2 separate regions of the Homo sapiens genome follow, and region 1 is linked to region 2. The links are chromatin loops, found by intact Hi-C in ENCODE. Cell type or tissue: GM12878. All regions are shown on one strand. Links, peaks and the distances in the headings refer to the core of each region. The heading gives the core; the rest is flanking DNA. Region 1 overlaps ETV6 (ETS variant transcription factor 6). Region 2 has its middle 90 kb from the start of BCL2L14.

Region 1 (5,384 bases), core at 112-5,111, 200 kb before region 2:
TGTGCACACACACACACTCCTGTGTTTAATATAGCCCTGTCTGTTGTGAGCCACTTGAGGAGAGGTGTCCCTAGAAGAAACTTTTTTCCCAGAAAATGAGGCCTGGCTGGTGCTCATCCTGAGTTCCTGGAAGGCAGTGTTTTCTTGTAACCATCTGAGATTCCTGGGGCTGGGTATAGTGCCTGATGCTCTCAATATATGCGTGTTGAATCAAACCAGAAGAAGCAGGCTGAGGCACTGAGTGAAAACCTATGTGGATGTCCTGCTGCCTTTTCCTTGTGGAGGGTAGATCATTCCCAACTCTGCCTGAAACTTTGATGCCTTATTGGAGGAAGAGAAAGGTAACTCCCTTGTTGAGCCATAGAGCTCTTAGTTTTTCTTTCTTAAAAAAAAAATCACTCTTCTTTCAAACACCATTAAATTAGTCCAGTTATGTACACTGGGCTTGTATTGCATGGTTTATATAAAAGCTAAGTTCTTTCTTTAAGATTGGAGCCCTCCGTGTGAGTGATTTCAGGATAAAAGGCCTTAGAGGATTAGACACATTATTCGTTTGTAAAACTGATTGCTCAAGTGATACAGCCCTAGGGCTGCCCCCTTATTGTAGCTTCTTGAACACTGTCAAACTGTCAGACTTGGGTTGGTGGTTATTTTATCTCGCAAACAACCAAAACCAGATTTACATTGTAAGTAGATACTAGCGTGGCTTTTGTCCTTCCTATATCTAGGCCCTGAATACTTCAGAGCCAGATTAAATGCTTTGCTCTATTTTTTCATAGATTTGGGCTTCGACCAAACATACAAGTTGAGCCTGTTGACTTCTCTCTTTGTGGATGCACACGTGCGTCTCTGCGTATATTTGTGCATGCTTTCCCGAATAAGTCCTCTTTTAAAACTCAGCCTTTCATCATTTTAGAAATGATTTGCTCTTTTACAGCTTGTACTTTTTATGGTTCTTAGAGGATCACTGCAGCAAATATATTTGGCAGAAATTGAGCACACAAGCCCTTCCCCAGAACTCAGTACTGAATTTGTTCAGTTCCCATCTTAAAAACTTGAAACTCCTTTGACTTTTCCTGTGATGTGCTTATTTCTGATCTGAAACTGTAGTTCAAAGCTAGACTTGGTAATCATTCACGTCAAGAAAGGAATGGATTGCTCAAAAAAGAAGTCAGACTCTAAAAATAGCCTCCATACCGAGGCCCACTTTTCTACCTAGGGAATCAAGACAGAAATATTTCCAGGATTGAAATGACATAGTTCAAGTGACGCAACCATTTGGCTGCCTGCTATTTTTCTCTTTTCTGCCAGAAGGAAAATATATAATGTAGAAAAATTCCCCTAGAGTTGTTAAAATAATCACTGAAATAACCTTTGGTGCTTAGTATGGTACCCTGGAAAACTTGGATCTCTAGAATGGTTCATTTCAGAGCTTTTCCAGATAGCCAAGTTTTTATTAGAAAATTGGTTGGTATAGACGGTGCTCACTGTGACTGTTCAGTGCATGATGAGAATCCTTCTTTACAGAGATAAAAAGTGTGAAGAGAATTGCTGAGAAGTAACCATTCATTCCCTTCTGCATTTGCCTAGTGTGCTGTGTAATTAAATGAGCTGATAAAATTTACAAGAAATAAAGCTTTATGCAATTACAAATAGATGACATGACTTTTTAAAAGGTTTTGCCCATATTTTTCACACACGCTCTACCTTTAGCCTTCTCTGCTTTCACACAGATGCTGAAAAACAAAAGAGTTAATTAGAAACCATTCCTTTTCTCTCTTTCTGGTACAGAGAAGGCTTCCACTAAGTATGTGCTGAATAAATGACCCAGTCTGAAAGTTTTAATTTATTACACAGTATATTCATAGAACTGTAACTGTTACAACCTCTAGTTTGATAGATGTAGCTGTTTTTGTTTTTTTAAGTTGAGATTATATTAATATCTGTCACTTGGGTTGCCAGCCTTTTAGAAGAAAATTTGGGGTTTATATTAGAATAGGTTTTAGGTTCAGTAGCCTGTATCCTTTTTTACTGCCCTGGGACAACAGCAAATATTCACCTAAATTCATTCTGTGGTGTAACACTTTAGAAGTATACCAGTTCTTCCTTGCAAATAACAACAAAAAGCTCTGAACAACTTAATCACAGAGAAAAAAAAAGCTTTTATTGGAGGTATATTGGGCAGCTCATTGGCTGATAAGGTAGCAGAAGCAAAAGGATACTTGGCAGCCCGGAGCTTAGCTGAGATGGAGCCATAAGGACAGTTTTATTAGGATGCCACCACAGCTCGGCTGCCAGTGGACACATGAATTCGTGAGACTAGCACCTCTGCCATAAATAACATCTCACCATCCCTGGGGAATTGGTCACTCCCTTAAGACTCAAACACTGTGGCAAGTGCATCTAATTGGCTGAGTCCAGGTTATGTTCCAGGGAACAGGGGAGAAAGCTCTGCCAATCTTGGGATTCCCCCACATGCGGTATGTGGATGCTGAGCAGACAAAAATATAGAAGTCTAGTAGATGATTGTAAGTTACTGTATAGCAGTGTGTTTCATCTTGTTCTTACGTCCTGTGGAAGCTTTCTTCATGGCGAAGTTAAGCAGTTCCACATCTGCATTCCCCCAGATCAGCACACCAAAGGTGAACAGCTTGGGTTTCCCCCTACTTTCAGTTACAGGTACAAGATGTTAGCAAACTATGCAAATCTCAATGAGTTTTGTTTCCTAATTCTGTTTGCATGCTAGGAAACTTGCCTCATGATACAACAGTAAACCCCTGCTTTAAGAAAAACATGAGGCTGGTTTAATATGTACAATGTCCAACTCTTAGGAAGTGTTTATTTTTCAATTGCCTTTAATAATTTCTCATAAAGATCGATGAGTCTAAGAATTGTGAAGGACCTCAGAGATGATATATTTCAACTTGTCATCCACGTCACGACTGTCTCTTTAGCATCCCAGAGATAGCAGGACAGTCCTCCCCTGCTTGTGTGTATTCAGTGGGAAGTACTTCCCTGCCCCCTTTTCGTCCCGTTCTTGGATGGTGCTAGATGTGAAAAATAGAGTTGAAACTCACCTCACTGTCACTTTGCTCTTGGTTCTAGTTTTGCCATGTGAAACCAGATAGGGTGTATTCTTTCTACATTAAGTCTAGAGACAGAACTTTGGAATCAGATATGGATTTGATGCTCAGCTTTGCCATTTACCCAAAATGAAACAGTTACTTTAACAGTATTTTTCGTCTAATATGTGCAAACTAATTGCTGAATGGATAGGCAGTTATTTTATTAATGCAACAAAAGGTTATGTTAGCATTTTAATATTTGTGTTGTATTCACATTGATCGTTTTTACTTGGACTATAGCCAAAGTCAGAACTCTTCTTTTGTGGATTTTTTAAACTTAAAATATATGCCTTTACATTTAACCCTATTACGTTTTATTTAAGTTGGCTGAGGTAATGCCTATCATCCCTTCTATAAACTCCTCTTTCCTACTTTATGGCTTCTATATTAGATGAGTACTTTCTCTGTACCTTTATGTTAATTATTTGGAAGGGAAAAAGATTGAATGGGACGGGACCTGTGAAAGATCCCTGTGGCATACCGCTAGAGACTGCCTTCCAGGTAGGCATAGTTTTAAAACTATAAAGTTAACTTTATAGTTAACAAGTATATTGTGATTATGTTTTCTGGCAAATAAATCTCTTTGCTGCCATATGCCATAAATGACACATTATCATTTTTGCAAATATGCACAATGGTACTACATATCAATTGACTGTCAGCCTAACCCATAAGAAAAAGTCAGGATAGACTGTCAAGTTATTTGCTGAAATCAGATGCACTGCTTGGCTCTCTGTAAAATCTTTACCAAGTACCCTCTTTCACTTTACTCGTCTACTCATGGCAAATCTAAAACCTTCTACTTCAGCTTAGGCAAGACATCTTCTTGGGTCAGTGGTAGATGTGAACAATCTTCGTGGGTCAGTGGTAGTTTAACAGTTTGTTAAACTGTTGTTAATCAATGTATCTACTCTCGGTGATTTTAAGAGAGAAAAGAAGACTTTTTGTTTTTGTCTGAGAGGAGTTTTTAACCTGGAAAGACAGCTGAAACGTTATCTGAAATGTGAAATGTTAAACATTTTATTATTAAGAGACAGTGTGTTTTTTATTTTACTCACACAGTATGTGTGCATTTGTGTTTTCTGCGACTGCACATTTGTAATAATAGGCTCATATTTTGTTTTTCATTTTAAAATTGGCTTTGTAGGATGTTCACTAATGTGGAAAGACAGAGGGATTGGGGAATCACTGGGAAATGCTTGGAGTCAGTCTGTTATGTAGATGTGCAAGGTATTGACTACAGAGTGAGACACTCTTGCTTGGTTATGTCCTATTTCTCTCTGAATTTTTTAATTCTCAAAAAGTAATTTAGAACTATAACACCTTGGTTTGTATGAGTGTAAAATGATTTATAAGATAACCTCAGGTGTGTTGACAGAAGAAATGCAATTAAATTGTTTCCATGTTTAAGAAAAATATGGGAGGTATATGTATTATAAGTATACATCTATTGACTGGCTAAAGAAGAAAAGATGACTAGGGTATGCCATGCTAAGGAGTTTAGATTTTGTGCTGGAAGTTTAAATAGGGGAGAGAAGGGATGTGTGTTCAGAAGGCTTTTGTAGGTAGCAGCTGTAGCAATGATCTAGGTGAGAAAAAAATAAGTACAAGCCAAAGCAGTGTCAGAGAGATGGAGTGAAAGAGAAACATTCAAGTGATTAAGCAGATTGATTGGGCAAGGTGAGTGGCAGATCAGATGAGGAGCAAGGGATGGGAAGCAGAAAAGACAAGTCTCCGTGGAGCCCATTATCTAGAGTGGCAAGACGAGAAGGAAGAGCCTATAAGAGGGCTCCCCAGAGAGACAGGAGGGAAATCACAGAGATCAAGGAAGGAGAATTTCAGGAAGGAAAGAATGATCCTGCCCAATCAGATGCTGCATAGAATTCAGGTAAGATGAGGACTGAAGGTGTCTTTGGCTTTTCCAAGTAGGGAAGTCATCAGTGACCCAGTAAGCACAATTTCTGTGGCGGGGAGAGGCAGGTGGAAACCTGATTGCTGTGGGTTGAAATGTGGAAGAAAGTGATTATAGATGACTCTCTTACTGGATTGGAATCGAGAGAAAAGATAGGATCTGGAAGGCAACAGCGGGTGAAGGGAGGTTTTTGCTTTTGTTTTGTTTATTTAATGGACGGTATTTAGCCATGTAGAATTGTTGGTAAGAATCAGAGAGTTGAAAATAAAGGAGAAATATGGGGTGATTTATGGAACAGAGTCCTTGTAGAAGTGAGAAAAAATAAGAGGCAAAGTAAAAATGGAGGT
Region 2 (5,384 bases), core at 110-5,109:
GAAAGAAAGAAAGAAAGAAAGAAAGAAAGAAAGAAAGAGAGACAGAGGGGGGGGGAGGGAGGGAGAGAGAGAGGAAGGAAGGAAGGAAGGAAGGAAGAAGGCAAGAAAGGCAGGCAGTGGGGGATCCGGAGTCTTGCAGCTCTGGCTTCTAGCTCCATCCATGCTGCCTTCTGGGTGTGCTTTGTGTCAAGGCCTTGACTGGACCTCATTCCTCATTGTTACAGGGAAATGGCAGGCTACCTGTATGCACTAATGATCCTGAGCCCATGTTCCTCAAGAGTGCCATCCCAGGGCTGGGCTGCAGCCGTCTAATGTGCATTAACAGTTGATGCACATGAGGCAAGCATCCAAGAAAGGATTCTACATTTCCTGCCAAGCATGGGAGAAGGTGAACCTGGATAATGCTTGCACTTGGGAAGCTAAACACAATTTCAGCTTCAAGGAAACCCCCAGATTGCAAAATTCTTGGACAGAAAGCAAAATATATCTAATATTTCTGCCACCATCTCTGTGAGTTTTCTGCCACCATTCTCCACCATGACCTCTGATCTGTCTAGCAGCCTGCTGGATTTCACACGAGCAAAGCTAAAATGGGAGGAAAGAGGGCATATGAAAAAAAAATTAGATTGACAGAAAACCCAGAGTCAATAGGACAGTCTAGACTCCCCAGCTTGTAAACTATTCATAATGACTCACTCAATAGTCAGGCATTGACAACAAGCTGAATGACTGTGGACCTAGAGCTACAATATTGGCAATGTTATCTTTAATTTGAAGAGCTCAAATAATTCTGGGAGGCATTAATCAGGTAAAGAAACACTTGCCCTGGATCAAAAATTAGTGTCAGTTGGTTACCAAGGATGGGAATATGGTTAACCATATTCTTTTATTTCCCAGGTTATTGTCATAACATCTCTGTATAATTTTATATACCCATATGCACAAGTGGCCAGAAATCCCTTTCTAGCCAGCAGGGACCCACAAGGTTCTGTTTAGCAGATTTATCCCAATAATCTATCCTCATTAATACTGTATAAGAAACCACCTAAAAATCCAATGGCTTAAAACAACAAGGATTTCGCTGGGTATGGTGGCTCATGCCTGTAATCCCAGCACTTTGGGAGGTCAAGGTGGGCAGATCACCTGAGGTCAGTAGTTCAAGACCAGCCTGACCAACATGGAGAAACTCCATCTCTACTGAAAATACAAATTAGCTGGGCATGGTGGTGCATGGCTGTAGTACCAGCTACTCGGGAGCTGAGGCAGGAGAATCACTTGAACCTGGGAGGCAGACATTGCAGTGTGCCAAGATCACGCCATTGCACTCCAGCCTGGGCAACAAGAGCGAAACTCTGTCTCAAAAACAACAACAACAACAACACAAGAATTTAGTCTCACGTCTACAGGTCTGCAAGACTGACTGTGGTTCAGCGGCTCTAGGCTGAGCAAGGCTACAGTTCGGCTGTGCTTAACGCCAACCTGTCCTTAGCTCCAGCCTATAGGTTGAGCTGTAGGCAAGCGTGTTCATTCTGGGCCTAAGCTGAGTGGATAACAGCTGCCTGGGGAAAGTTCTTCCCATCATGGTCACTGAGATACAAAAAGATCAAGCTTTAATGCGCAAGCTCTTTTCAAGCCTCTGCCATCACATCTAACAAGTATTCTTTTTGGCCAAACCCAAAGTTAAGGGGCAAGAAGGACACTCCTCCCACCATGAGGTCACAGCAAGGGTGTTGATGAATAATTCTCTTTAAGTGCTGTGATGAATTGAGAATAGCAATTCTATTATCCACTGTGATGGTTAAATCTCCACTGGTTAAATCTTGACCAGTTCCTCTTCTGACTACTTCTGATTTTCTCCTTTGGCTTCCCAGACCACATGCACAACCCCTGCAGGTGAGCCAGAATGCCAAGAAGTCAGCATTATAAGGCTAAATAGAGAAAGAACAAGTTTTCTTTTTGGAAAGTTCCTCCCAACCTGCGATGTGTCAAGACATCACCATTAATTGGAAGGGGACACGATTATGCAAAATAACTGAGTATAAAGAACTTAGAGACAAAAGGGGAGTGAGGGGAGGAAGGAGATGTAGCAGTTTGAACTATACGAGGTTTAAATTAATTTCAACCAAAACATAACAAGCAAAGGATGTTCTCCTGATTATCTTATGTTTACTATTATATTTCAAAGGCAATACATGCTTATTGTGTGTGGGGGGAATCAATCTAGTGAGTAGAAAACACAACCATCTAAAACCCCATCACCCCTAATTAGCTGCCATTCAAATCCTTTATACATGGACTACTTTGGGCATTGGAAATCAAGGTGCTGCTACCTAAACAGTGTCGTGAAAATTTTAAGGCTCTGAGAAAATGTTAAGGCCATTTGAACACCAGAAATTCTTGTTCTCATCTCTCAACTACAAATGCCTAGGTGAGTTCTCGCTTACAGATTTTTTTCAAATTTACAGTATATGCAATTTATTTATTTATTTATTTTTGCAAAAATGGGGTCATCTATTACATACCACTTTTCACATTAGAACAATTTTCCTCATCAACAAAGATATGTCTATATCATCATTTTAAATTCTGCCTTATATTTCATTTATAAATTACCATAAATTACTTAACCAACACCCCATTGATGGAAGTTTAGGTTATTTCCAGTTTTTCACAATTACTTTCTGCATGCATAATAACTCACGTCACTTCATATACAAACTGAGGCATTTATTTTCATTTTCAGATCTAAGAAATCTAAGCAGTGCCTTATTGACAATAAATAGAACCACCCTTGTGGTGTTAAAATGTGGGCAGCAAGAAAGGAAATAGTGTGGTTGGGTGGAGATTAGTCATTTTTGAAAGAGCACGTATGTACATTTTGCACGTTGGTGACAATTCACTCAAAATTTTAAAGAACCCAGCTTAAGTTTTGAATCAGCCTGAAGCACTCCGAACTTCAGATGCTCATCTCAGCCTCTTAAGTCTGCCAACCAAGCTGGAGACAAAACAAGATCTGGCTCCCTGGTGGCCGCCTGGGAATCCTGCCCTTGGCGTCATTTCTGGAAGGGCAAAAGAACCCTACGGACTCTTGTATCACTAGGATAGAAATGCCACCCAGCTCCTCAGCCCATCTCCATCACCATGGCAGTGGGGAGGGGCCTAGGCATTATCAGAATGGGTCAGGACTAGCTCAGAGCCAGTGTCAGGCTGGCTGACTGTAAACTAAGCCAGGCTTTCAAGGGAAGGCTTTTGAAGGAAATAAGCCAACAAAACAGCATCAGAAACTGAGGAACCATTCCTTCTCCAACTCTACCCCCCAAGAGATACCAAGGTCACACAGGATACAGCAGTTGTTGAAATTATTACTGCTATGGAACAGAGCTTTTTTGGCACCGGAAGAAGTCATTCTCTTCTGTCAACCCTCTTTTCCTTTCCCTTGGATTTTCAATCCTCCCCATAGAAAATCAAGACCGCCCAGCAAAGAACATGCTTACCCAAAAGACCACAGTGCCATTCAGAAACAAGAAATTCCAACTCTACCATACATATAACCTTCTATCCATCCTCTGACCTTCTGACTTCATAATGTATCTTCCCAAGATAAATAGATGCATGGCATGTTAAAGCCTAGGAGGACCATGGAGATTGTGTCAATATCTTTATCCTTCAGTGAATAGATGGAGGCCTCAGAGAGGATGAGCAACCTGCCCATGGCCCCACAGAATTGGTGGCAGAGCCCAAGACTGTTGGCCCCCAACCACACTGTCCAGACTTCAAAAGCTGATCCTCTTGCCAATGCCCCCACACTAGTAACAGCCTTTTTGCCTGAATGTCTCTCAGTGATGTCATGAAGACAAATTACTGTCTAGCTGTATGGTTCTTTAGTCCTTGCTGTATGTTATTGTACCTGGCAGGCCCTCATGGAAACTAAGCTGGAAAGAAATGAAGGAGCTCAACTTGGTTAAAACCATTGACAGAACACTCATCCCCCATCTTTTGCTCTCTAGACAACCGCAGGTAAATGTGAGGCGTTTGAGAGAGTTAAGCCTTCTGTATCAGTTAAGCTAAAAGAACAGTTTATTTCATACCCCTAAACTTCACAGGAATAGAACACAAGCTACCAGGCAGCAAGAACAAAGGAACAGACTAGATACATTTATTTTTCAGAAATTTTAAGCCATGGAAGAACAAAAAAAAATTCTTCAAAGAAAATTTAGGGGCAGGGGATTGAAATACATGCAAAACTTATTTTTAGTGCCCTTTACAGATATAAAGTCATGCTGTTCGTTTAGGAACAAAAAAATGCATTATGTATAACTTGTTTCACTCATAAAATTACCATGTTTTGTATATTGATATATTTAGACATTGGGAGATCTGAAAAAAGCATTTTTATGATTTCTTTCCTGGTTATTTTCTCGGGCAAAAGGGAGGTTTTTAAAAAAAAAAAGTCCTCAGTGGAAAAACTTTTCAGAATTTTGAGAAAATTTACAGATTTTAGAGGATTTTTACTTTTCCCAAAATGACTAAGTCATCAGGTTCTCAAGTCATTGAACTCTAATGTGTTCAACCAGCGTCCTCTACTTATCAAGATAATAGCACAACCGGGTTTAGTAATGGTGACCTATTGTGGAACTTTCAAAAGTCCACTGTAGAAGTCCCACAAATTTGAAATTCACTTTGCCCTCCAAGGTAAATCTTTTCTGTTCTTCCCACTGTAGCACTACTTAAAGTCCATTTCTAGAAATGAACTGGGAGAGGTCATAAGTCATTTAATTTAGACCCTACATGAGCACAAATCCTGTCTATACGAGGTCTACAAATGGTCAACTATCCCTTGCTTCTCCACAGTCAATGGTCTAAGGCCTAATTGTCATGCTTTACCATATACATTTATGAATGTGTGATGATCTGAGCCATTTCTGTCTTCCTCACTAGACTGCAGCTGCCATCAGGGCAAGAAGCAAACCTTCTCTGCTGACTATTTTGTCCTGAATGTCTACCAGCAATGGGAACAGAGCAGTAAATCTATGCTCATATCTTCTGAGATAGCTCTTAATATTACAATTTCTCTCTGTGTATTGAACTTATATTACTTTCCCTATAACTTCTATGTACTGAGTGGATTCTGCCCTTCTTGTCCATCTAGATCTTTCACAAGACAGCCCTTCAAATATATGAAACATGTCATCCTCCACTCTTCTCTCCTCTAGGCTAAATATCCTGTTTCTTCAGCTTCTCCTCTAGGCTAAATATCCTCAGCTGTCCCACATGTGGTGTGATTTTTCAGTTCCTTCATTACCTTGGATGCCCTTCTCGGAAGACATCACTGCTCTGGTTCTATAAACCCACACGGCTAACATGGAAGGGGAGCAGTTTCTGGA

Evidence for each region. Peaks named below come from ENCODE experiments on the same cell type or tissue, not always from the same donor. Only the 100,000 strongest peaks of a DNase experiment are listed, where the experiment ranks them.
Region 1: it touches region 2 in a loop (10-fold over the local background); 1 of 110 quality-filtered maps calls a loop at or near these places.

Annotation. Positions count from the first base shown.
Region 1 is chr12:11,778,311-11,783,694 of GRCh38, forward strand. All of the region lies in intron 2 of ETV6 (ETS variant transcription factor 6), which reads left to right. Among named protein-coding and RNA genes, the nearest start is that of ETV6, 130 kb to the left of the region's middle. RefSeq lists an enhancer at 2,403-2,472. In GM12878, for the core only: no CTCF peak of the experiment used is centred there; DNase peaks (open chromatin) are centred at 1,091 and 2,631; H3K4me3 peaks cover 1,089 bases; H3K27ac peaks cover 5,000 bases.
Region 2 is chr12:11,978,500-11,983,883 of GRCh38, forward strand. No RefSeq gene overlaps it. Among named protein-coding and RNA genes, the nearest start is that of BCL2L14, 90 kb to the right of the region's middle. In GM12878, for the core only: no CTCF peak of the experiment used is centred there; DNase peaks (open chromatin) are centred at 1,792, 2,302, 2,832 and 3,874; H3K4me3 peaks cover 446 bases; H3K27ac peaks cover 2,893 bases.